2 separate regions of the Homo sapiens genome follow, and region 1 is linked to region 2. Evidence: chromatin loops called from intact Hi-C (ENCODE). Cell type or tissue: gastrocnemius medialis. All regions are shown on one strand. Each heading gives the region's core, and the rest is flanking DNA. Links, peaks and the distances in the headings are about the cores only.

The links. Hi-C counts contacts between places; a loop is a spot of excess contacts. Peaks named below come from ENCODE experiments on the same cell type or tissue, not always from the same donor. Only the 100,000 strongest peaks of a DNase experiment are listed, where the experiment ranks them.
Region 1: it touches region 2 in a loop (2.0-fold over the local background); 1 of 110 quality-filtered maps calls a loop at or near these places.

What each region holds. Positions count from the first base shown.
Region 1 is chr14:105,322,965-105,328,319 of GRCh38, reverse strand. The region is part of intron 1 of PACS2 (phosphofurin acidic cluster sorting protein 2); the gene reads right to left. Among named protein-coding and RNA genes, the nearest start is that of PACS2, 11 kb to the right of the region's middle. RefSeq lists enhancers at 1-302, 4,891-5,355. In gastrocnemius medialis, for the core only: no CTCF peak of the experiment used is centred there; DNase peaks (open chromatin) are centred at 749, 1,209, 2,839 and 3,779; H3K4me3 peaks cover 1,074 bases; H3K27ac peaks cover 5,000 bases.
Region 2 is chr14:105,166,131-105,171,485 of GRCh38, reverse strand. JAG2 (jagged canonical Notch ligand 2) reads left to right here and starts at 2,710. Exons shown (of 26, transcript NM_002226.5): 1 at 2,710-3,131; 2 at 3,379-3,729. The coding sequence starts at 3,066. RefSeq lists enhancers at 4-840, 3,489-3,988. In gastrocnemius medialis, for the core only: CTCF peaks have their summits at 1,968 and 2,168 (motif pointing left); DNase peaks (open chromatin) are centred at 295, 2,705, 3,419 and 4,099; H3K4me3 peaks cover 1,974 bases; H3K27ac peaks cover 4,255 bases.

The DNA.
Region 1 (5,355 bases), core at 240-5,239, 160 kb before region 2:
GACCACATTCTCCAGGAGGAGAGGTGAGGACAACCCTGGACAGCTGCCTCCTCCCCAGTCAAAGGAAAGCTGGCCACTCCGGGGGTTGGGGCAGGGGGTGTGGCATAAGCCATGTGTCCTTTAAGAACTGCACCCCTCTCTTCTCCGTGCACCTCCACACCTAGGGAAACACTCAACCTCTGACCAAGAGTCACCCCCTAATCAGTGCTGGAAATTTTCCCAGGGAATAACTGGAACCACTGCAGGGCCTGGTCCACTGAAGGTTGACGAATCCTGGGGGGAGGCACTGTTCTGATAGAATCCGCAGTGAAACCTCGGGTGGCCTGGGCCGGTGAGCCAAGGCTCGGCTGTCAATGGCCCCTCGGGTGGCCTGGGCCGGTGAGCCAAGGCTCAGTTGTCAATGGCCCCTCGGGTGGCCTGGGCCGGTGAGCCAAGGCTCGGCTGTCAATGGTCCATCGGGTGGCCTGGGCCGGTGAGCCAAGGCTCAGTTGTCAATGGCCCCTCGGGTGGCCTGGGCCGGTGAGTCAAGGCTCGGCTGTCAATGGTCCTGCTCCCTGGCAGGGAACCGCTCGAGCCACAGTCGCAATCTCTGGATATCATGTTGCTAATTAAAGAAACCTCCAAAACCTTCGATAGCCCACCAGAGTCAGGTGCAGTCCAAGAGCCTGGCCAGCTGTCCTCTGCCCCTGCCACATCCTCCCCAGGCAAGTACAGTGAGCAAGCGGCAGAGGCATGAGATGCACCACCCTGCCCCCAGCACAGGCTCCGAGCGCTAGCGGCAGACACCTGCTGTGATTCCTGGCCCCGCCCCCAGCACCATTTGACAGGACCACGGCAGGAGAACAACTCCACCCCAGCCCCCTGTCACCACTTGCCGAGGGTCTGAGAAGCAAGAGGATGGTGCAGGAGCTATCCACGGGAGCCAAGGTCCCCGCCCCTCAGGCCCACGATCCCCAGTGCTCAGGCAGTCAGCGCAGCAGGCAGTAGCGGCAGGCACTGACCTGGCCGCGCACATCCCCTCAGGCTACCACCACTGCAGCCTCTCGACCTTCCTGGACCCCTCCCCAAGGCCTGCCCTCCTTCCCCCTCGCTTCTGAGGCTCGCTCTGTGTGGCCAGGTCAGGCACGCCGGCCTCCCAGCTGGTGAGATACCCCTTGGCCCTGTGGCCTTGCAGCTGTTCTTCACGCCCAAAGCTGACACCTCCCGCAGGAGACAGCGACGCTGGACCTGATAGGTGCTGTATTTATAAACATAAGCCACGCTCAGCTCCGTTTCCAGCTGAAGCCATAGCCAGGCGAGCCAAGAGTGCGTCGATTCGGGTGTAGTGACTTAACTTTCCAAGGCGCGACAACCTTTACGTCCAGCTAGGTGGGAAAAACAGGAAGTCCAGGGCCAAGCTGGAAACTGCAGGAGCCGAAGGAACAGCAGGACTGACTGCAAGGGGCAGGCTGGCGGTGACTGGAGGCCACCCAGGGCACCACAGCAGCTCCCACCAGGAGGAACAGTAGAGTCCTGGCCGCAGGGTGAACGTGGAGCTCATAGCAGAAAGCACGCTCAGGCCAGGAGAGCCCAGACCTCAGGGTGGGTCTTCACGGCCAGAGCTCCCGCTCCCCTCCCTGGCTAGGCCACACCCCAGGCTTGAGGTGGGGGAGGAAGGAGAGCCCTAGGCCAGACCGAGGGGCCTCATGACCTGACACTTGGGTGGCACACAGGCAGCCCGAGAATGTGGAAGGGCCACCCTCCCGGGCCCCACCACGGAGCACCTTCTAGAGGCACCGGCGGGCACTGCCTGAAGCCTGAGCCGCCATCCCTCTCCTTGGTGCTCAGAGGAACGAACAGCCCAATTCAGCACCGCACCAGGAAGGCCTGGCCCCGAGGGACTGCCTGCTAGCAGGGCATCGGCCTCCTGCCACTCACCCTCCTGAGGCGCTCCTGGGGCGACTGGGAAGATGCAGGATGTCTGGTATGTCCACCCTCAAACTGACCAGGAGCGAGCTCATACGGAAGCCTCAACTCCACTGCTGCTGCGGAGCCCCCGCCCCACCCGTGTCCAGGACCAGGAAGCAGGTGCGGGTCTCAACTCCACTGCTGCGGGGGAGCCCCCGCCCCACCTGTATCCAGGACCAGGGAGGCGGGCGCTGGTCTCGAGGCGGCCCTGGAGACACCTGCACGAGCCCAGCATGCAATGCCCATGAAAAGTCTTGCCCAATTATTTTGCATCTAAAAAGAGGGAAGTCCTGGCTGGGGCCATACAATAAAGAAATATTGTCAATGCCTCCTGCAAGGTCAGCTACAGAATTACACTGGGAAATGAGACTCAAATTAAACAAAAGATGCTGGTGGCATCCTAGCTGTCAACTGGTCCCTGGTCACCTCTGTCCTGATGCAGATGTGGGACTCCCAGAAGGTTGGAGAGTAAACAAAGGCATGGAGGAGGGGCCCAGCAGAGGGGCCAAGCTCGCAGGACAGCAGCCCAAGGTCAGGGCCCTTCCCATCAGCATTGGCTTGGTGCCGTTCCCCGTGCTCACCAGAACAAGAACAGCATTTGAGAAGAGGGATGTGCATCTGCAGGTCTGCCTCGCTGTGGATCCACATCCTGGCCTGCCAGGGAAGGGACAGTGCTGGTCACCCCCACAATGGCCATCTCCCCAAGATGAAAGGCATCCTGGGGAAGGCTGAAGGGAGGCTGGACTGCATGGCCACTTTGCTGCCCAGCTCAAGACACACCTGGCTCCTGGGGCTGCTGAGCTGAGCTGCCTGTGCGTGGCGGCTGCTGCCAGCTGCTCTTAGGACACGGGCTGGATGGGGCAGTCGAGAGACAGAAATGCGAGACACAGCATTGCACCGAGCGAGCTGACCACCTGGGCCTCAAGCCCGTGGATCCCAAACTCCTCTGCCAAGCAAGGCCCAGGATGTTGGCCCGAAAGGTTGTGCAAGGGCTGCATGGGGACTGAAGGCCCTTCCAAGTCCCCTCCCCTGCTCCAGCTCACCCCACCTTGTCTCAGGACTCAGGGGTCATTAGAACCCATCTGTCTCCTTGCTGAACCCCTGAAGAGAGCCGCTACCCTGAAGCAAACCCTCCCCCAGCCCCACCCCACCCCGAGCCACAGCACTGACCCCTCCACAACCACTGTGTCCGAGCCCCCCCCCGTCCCACCACCCTACGACGGTGCCCTCAGGGCTGGGACACAGGCGAAGAGCCAGCTGGAGTGTCTCTGCACTTGGCCAGGTGCTGCCTGTGTCCGGGGGCAGGGGGTGCCCACAGCTTGGCCAGGGGGTGCTGAGGAAAGGCTGGTTGGGGCAGTGGAGCGGAACAGCCAGGCCCAGAGCGGGTTGCTCAGCCCCAGGCCCGTGTGCACCCCCAGCAGGAAGGGCAGACCCACCCCTTCCCCAGTGTCTTCCCTTGCCCATTTCTGCCCCTTTTGGGTCCTGACTCCTCTGTTGAGCGGCATCTGCACCCCAGGGGACCCAGCATGGCCCCTGACCATGCAGAGGACCTGGGGCTACGGCCATGAATGTCCCGGGCCTGAGAGCAGCCCAGCAGTAGCCAGTGCTCCCTGGGGCTCCTGGAGAGCCTGCCCCCCATCCGTGGGGTGAGACGGGGCGCCACCGGCCTCCACAGGCCGGAGCCCTCGAGGAGCTGCTGACGACCCCAGCACCATGACCAGCAGCCACGCTCTCATCACTCTCACAACCCTGCTAAGTCGGCCTGAGCTGAGCACACATCGGCGCGCGCCTGCGGAGCAGAAAGGGACGGCCTCTCAGCGCTCGGCTATTTTTAGGGCTGCCTCTCAGAGCAGCTGCTGAGCCAGCCAGGCCCAGCCACCCTGCGGGGCCAGCAGCTCACAGGCCTCAGGGCTGCCCTCAGCGGGAGCCTGTCCTACAGAGACCCTCCACGGCCAGGCAGGAATAAGCACGCCACACCCTGCCCCCTGGTCCTGGGGAAAGCACTGTACAACCTCCATCCTGCCACCCCTTCCCACCTGCACCTGAGCACCCTGTCTCGGCAACGCCACTGCCTGCCACCACCACACACAAGTCACAGGGTCCAAAGAGACCCCCGTCACTGTGACTGACCGCAGACCCGCTCTCTGCAGCAGCCCCCCGACCCCGCCACAGCACCGCAGCTGCCCACTCCATCAAACCTTCCTGAGACGCATGCTGAGAATGCTGGGCAGAGAGAGGGAAAGGGCTGGTTCTAGTGCCCAGATCCAAGGAAAGCATCCTTTAGTCCAAGGGCACTGTAGCCCCCTGCCCTCCATCTCCTGCACAAAAGCCAGTCCCCAGCAGGAGACCCACTGACATGTGACTCCAGTGTTGACAGCAGGACAGAGCTGCCAGAGGTTTCCAGGCATCTTGAAAGCAGGGCACAGCCTGCGCGGACAGAGCGGTGTGCACGCACCGTGCAGGCCACGGCGATGGGCCAGGTCCTCCGAATCCCCAAGGCCTCCAGGGCTACGGGCACCGTCCTGCTGCCCCTTGGCCCCAGCTCGAGTGCTGCCCAGCCTACAGGCCACTGGCTGCCCAGGTCAGCTTCCTCAGCCCCTCCCTCAGAGCAGCCCATCTTCCCTGGATCACTGCAGACCACCTCCGAAAGCCCTGTCCCAAGCCCTGCACGACACCTCCCACCCATCTCCACCTGCACACCCTGAGGCAATCTCCACCTCCAGTGTGGTCCACCACTCCAGCAGCACTGCTCTCCCAAATACACACACTTGAAATAGTCCAGCGACTTCCCCACCACTCAAAATGAAACCACACTCCTTGGCATGACATCCTGGTTCCATTACAGGAACGTCCGCCAAGGAGCTACACTGTGCAGGCTCTGGGCAGCACCGAGCAAGGCAGACAGGGTCCCGCCGTGAGAGTCTCGTGCAGGCTGGCAGCGGTCAGTAGGCAACATGCGTCCTGAGGAGACGCCCCTGCACGTGGACAGAGGCAGGGGGAAGGGCTGGAGACAGGCTACTGCCCCAGCCAGCCGCCGCCCACTGACACCACCCAGTGCATCTATGGATGTGGAGGATCCGGCAGGAAGAGCAACACGTCCAATTGTTGCTCCAGAGGTGAGAGAGAGAATAGCGCAGAACCAACAGCAGAAGAAAAAGTGGCTGAGAGCTTCCCGGGACTCATGAAAATCATCGATCCACAAAGTCAGCAAGTCTAGTAACCCCGACTCAGGCAATCACAAGAGAACCCACACCAGGACCCACCATGAGACGACCGTTGGCAACGATGACATGACCACAAAGCCACCCAGACGTCTCCCTCCAGCCTGTCACGGCCGCTGACCTCTTACAGCAAAGCTGGAAGTCAAAGCCAGGGACGCCCTGCCTGGACCTGTGGGAGGAGCACACA
Region 2 (5,355 bases), core at 73-5,072:
TGGTGACACCACGAGAGTGCGATGGGCCCTCCGGGTTGACCAGCAGAGGCCTCCCACTACCTCAGAGGGACCTCTCGCAGGCACCAGGTGGGTCTGGCCCCTGAAGCACTGAGGGGACAGGTGACAGGGCACCCGGACCTGGGTGTAGTCCAGCCCCTCACTTTGCTCCGCAGCCCGATGGGGTGGGTCAGCAGGCAGTGCTGCCGGGCCTAATGGAGCTGGCATTGATTTCCCGGCACTGGAGGGGGGGTTGTAACCGGAAACTCCCCTCCCCGTCTGCTATATTTAGCACTGCAGGACCCAGCGGAAGCACAGCTTACTCTGGAGCCTCGCCGGCTCTGTCCAAACCCCTGGCAGCCCGTCCTCAGCCTGGTCCCCAGGACTGCCCTATGGGCCCAGAGCCCCTGGCCAGGCTGAGCAGCTGCACCCTTGCCCTCTGCATACAAGCTGGGCACCGCCCAGCGCTCAGAGTGGGAGCCCTCCAGGCTGGGGGACGGGTGGCTCTGGGAGGCTGGAGGGTGCTGTGGTCCAGTGGGCCCCAGAACAATGACGAGGTCCCTTACTAGAAGAGACCAGGTAGCCTGGTCTGGTGAGGGTTGGGGCTGGAGCCCTGGCCGCCACTGATCTCAGCCCCTCACCCCAGCAAGGTGCAGCAGGGGGCAAATGTGTTTTGTGAAATATGTATGAGGGGCGAGGGTTCCCACTGCTGCCTTCTGGAAACTCAAACCAGGGTCCAGCTGCCTGGCATTTCTGGCTCAAGGGCTGCTGAAATTCCTGCAGGGAAGGGACCCCCTCTCCGATGCCTCCTATGTCCCCCTCCTTCCTAAGGGCAGGTGCGGCCACCTTCCTGACCTGGGTGCTCTCATGGACATCGTGAGGTCTGGCTGACCCATGCCCGTCCACGCTCTGGCGGCCCCCTATGCCAGCTTCTGTATGACTTGTCTAAGTCCTCTGTCCACCCCCGGGCTGGGGGCTCCTGAGGGTGTGCAGGGGCGGAGTCTCCCTTGTTCACCACTTGGCCAAGTGCCCAGCAGAGGCACCCAGCACCCCCTCCCCCACCATAGTGGGGCAGTGGGCGCAGGTGGGGATGGAGCCCTGGGCCTCTGGAGCCGGGCAGGGGGCTTCTCTGTCCTGGGGCTTCCCTCTCTCGAGTACCCGAGTACCTGCCCCCAGGCCAAAGCACAGGAGAGGTGGCATCTCCACAGGGAGCCCCTCCCCCCGTAGGCGGTAATCACCGCCCACACACCGGAAGGCGGCAACTGGAAGGCTCTGAACACAGCTTGGATTCTCTTGTTTGGTGGGGGTCTCTGTGCGGGCCTCATCCTGGCTTGTGTCTTAATCCCCACGAAGCCTACCCACCACCAAGTTTGGGGTGGGCACTCTGAGCAGAGCCAGCTGAGGTGGGCATGGGGGGCTCCCACCCACCCCTTTAGGGACCTTCAGCTGAGCCTGCGGCCTGGATCCTGGAGGAGCTGCTAAACAGGGATGGAGCAGGCAGACCCTGCGCATGGGGTGTTCACAGGCCCTGTGCCTCCAAAGCTCTCTTCCTTCAGCCCTCAGCCCCAGCAGCATGGTGGCAGTGACTTGCTCCAGGCTGGGGGGCTGCACAGCCACCCAGCTCCGGGCACAGGGCAAATTTGCGAGAGGAGCTAGGGGGAGAGAAGACAGCTCAGTTATCATGGGGATGGGTTGAGGACCCCTCTGGACCATATGGGGATCTTTAACCACCAAGGTGACCCCTAGCTCTGGAAAGGACCGTGCTCACTGGAGGAGAGGAAGGTGCCATTGGTTTTGACCCTGTGGAGGAGCTGCGAGGTCACCCAGGGAGAGGGCAAGGAGGTGACCGCAGAGGATGGGGTGTGGAAGCCTGGTGACCAGGGCAGCAGTGGGAGGCCTCTCTCGGGGTAGCCTTCAGGGACAGGCACTGCCGACTTTTGTTCCCCATTTCCCGCCTCTCGCCCCCCAAGCCCAGACCTGAGTTTGGGGGGCGAGAGGCGGGAAACGGGGAATGTGGCCTGAGCATTTCCTGAGGGCATGGCCTGGCTACCTCGACGCCAGCGCCGAGCTGAGCAGTCTGCACCCTGGAGCATTTGTTGACTGGCTGCTTGACCAGCGCGCCTCGCAGAGGGGAAGGCAGGGGCGTCGGAGGGGCGCAGCGCCCCCTGCAGCCGGCGTGGAGGCGGTAGGAGCGGCGCGGAGAAGGGGAGATTCTCGGAGGAGGTGGGGGGCGCGCAGTAGGGGCTGGGCCCGGCTCTGGCCCCAGGGCCGCGCCACCCCGCGTGGGGGCCGAGCCCTGATCAGAGTAGGAGGCGGCATCTCCTCTGGGACTGCGAGGAGCGCGGCGGTGGCGCACTGATGGGAGGGGACCACACGGCAACCTCGGGGCGCCCCACCCCCGGTTTCTGACACCCGGCAGGAGCCCAGGCGGAGGAGGGGAGGCAGCTTTGCGGCGCCGGCGCACGCCTCGCCGACTCACGCGGAGGTGTGAGCGGGGCCCCCGCGGCCCGCGCTGACCCCGAGGCCCCGTGCCCCCGCCGCCCGGGCGCCCTGGGGGGCGCGCGCCGGGCCGGGGCGCTGGCAGGCGACGCCCTCCACCGCCTTTAAAGCCTGGGGCGCCCCCGGACCCCCCCCCGGCCCCACCCCGCGGCGCGGCCCCGCCCCCTCATGCATATGCAGGTGCGCGGGTGACGAATGGGCGAGCGAGCTGTCAGTCTCGTTCCGAACTTGTTGGCTGCGGTGCCGGGAGCGCGGGCGCGCAGAGCCGAGGCCGGGACCCGCTGCCTTCACCGCCGCCGCCGTCGCCGCCGGGTGGGAGCCGGGCCGGGCAGCCGGAGCGCGGCCGCCAGCGAGCCGGAGCTGCCGCCGCCCCTGCACGCCCGCCGCCCAGGCCCGCGCGCCGCGGCGCTGCGCTCGACCCCGCCCGCGCCGCCGCCGCCGCCGCCTCTGCCGCTGCCGCTGCCTCTGCGGGCGCTCGGAGGGCGGGCGGGCGCTGGGAGGCCGGCGCGGCGGCTGGGAGCCGGGCGCGGGCGGCGGCGGCGGGGCCGGGCGGGCGGGTCGCGGGGGCAATGCGGGCGCAGGGCCGGGGGCGCCTTCCCCGGCGGCTGCTGCTGCTGCTGGCGCTCTGGGTGCAGGTGAGCGGGGCGGCGGGGGCGGCGGGGGTCGCGGACGGGGCACACCGGGCCGCCCCTAGGGGCCGGGCGGGCACTGCCTGGGGCCGCCGTGGTTCGGAAGCCCTCGAGGCTGCGCGCGGCGGCTGGGGCTCCGGGCGGGCGCGGCTGGGTGGGGGCGGGGCGGCGGGGCCTGTTCCCCCACCCCTGGCGCCCGGCCCGCCGACCCCGGCCCGCGCCTCCCTCCGCTCTCCCGCTGCCTTATTTTTAGGCGGCGCGGCCCATGGGCTATTTCGAGCTGCAGCTGAGCGCGCTGCGGAACGTGAACGGGGAGCTGCTGAGCGGCGCCTGCTGTGACGGCGACGGCCGGACAACGCGCGCGGGGGGCTGCGGCCACGACGAGTGCGACACGTACGTGCGCGTGTGCCTTAAGGAGTACCAGGCCAAGGTGACGCCCACGGGGCCCTGCAGCTACGGCCACGGCGCCACGCCCGTGCTGGGCGGCAACTCCTTCTACCTGCCGCCGGCGGGCGCTGCGGGGGACCGAGCGCGGGCGCGGGCCCGGGCCGGCGGCGACCAGGACCCGGGCCTCGTCGTCATCCCCTTCCAGTTCGCCTGGCCGGTACGTGCGCTCCATCCCTCGTGCTCCAGCCCTTCCCTCTCTCTCCGCGCCCCGGCCCCGCGCGCTTCGCGACCCCCAACACCTGCGGCCGGGTCTGCGTGCGAGCCGCGCGCGCCCAGGCGGGGCGGGGCCGGCAGGGGGCGCGTGCTCTGGGGACTTGGTCCGCGCCTGGCCACGTGGGCGCGCCGGGGCCCCGGGGCCACCGGGAGCGGGGTCGCGGCGGGGGCGGGGCGGCGGCGTCCCGCGTGCGCGGCGGTGTGCGGCGTGTGCCTGCGTCGCCCTGCGCGTGTCTGTCTGGGTGGGGAGGCGAGGCGAGGCGCCCCGGTCCCGGGCAGGCCGCGGTGGCATGTGCGCAGCGCGTGCTGGGGCTGGTCTAGGGCAGGCCCTGACTGAGCCGCCCCGGGCCCGTGGCCAGCCTGCGCCTGCCCTGCAGTTTCCTGGATGCCTGGGGGGCACGGGCGGGCGCCGTGGGACCTAGGCCCGGGAGAGCCTAACGCCTAACGCTTATGTCGGCAGAAGCCCCCGATGGTGACCCAAGATCGTTCAGAGACAGAGATAGTGGATCCTGGTGCAGTGACCTTCTGTGGCACTGCCCTGTTTGTGGGTTTTTTTGGTTTTGTTATTCTGGAGGGGCAGAAGCTGAGTCGGGGCTGTCTGGTCTCCCCTGGCAGGTGGCCAGTCAGGCAGGAGCCCTGGCCTGGGCGTGCTGGGAGGAGGGGTGGTAGGGGTCCAGTGTCACTGGGAAACAGGTACTCATCCCAGTGGGCTGGCAGGTGGGTAGTGGTAGGTGGGCAGGCCCAGGCCTCGGGCGCCTTACCTCATTGCCTGGAGCACGGCCTTGCCCTGGTGCCCAGAGGTCCTTCCCTGCTTGGTCATTGTGCTGGGGGCCTGGAACTGGGTGAGTGCGGGAATGAGAGCACCATGCAGACCTGTGATCAGGGAGTAGATGGATCTGGGAGCCAGGAAGTGGCTCCAGTCAGCAGGAGGCACCGGAGTGTGCCCACCTGGTATCCTGGGCCCTGAAGTGATTGTGAGTTGAGGGCAATCCCTGCCGAGCTCACGCCAGTTGGGCCTGCCGTGTGTGGCTCCCAGTCCTGTGCTGTACCTTTGCAGCCCTGGCTGGCAGCCTTGCCTGCTGCCCCCATCCTCACCGCTTCCTGAGCTCCCACCCGTGGAAGCTGGCCACAGTCTCCTCTGGCCATGTCCTCAACCCGTGAGCACCCCGCCGAGTATCCCTTGACCAGGGGGGCCCCAGAGAGGGGAAAGTGTCCCCCAGATGGAAAAGGCAGGGGCGGGCATGGGAGGGCCCAGGCAGTTGTGAGAAGCCCAGCCCCTCGCCCCCACGGCGGTGCAGCAGGCAGGTCTGAGCAGGGCCCGCAGCCTGTCATCTGCACCTGGGCCTGAGCCAGCGTGGCCCCACATCGCTACCTGAGGATGTGTTTTCTGCTCGAGTTGGCAGCAGTGGGTGTGGGGGCAGGGAGGTCTTGGAGGAATGTGGCGGGCTATCGCGTGTCCGCCCTGGCTCTTCGCCCCGCGGGCCAGCCGGTCAGGTGTGGGATGGGACCGGGTAGGCCCTTGCCTTCCTTGGAGTCCGGGCACTGGGTTTCGGGGCCAGCTCACCTCCCT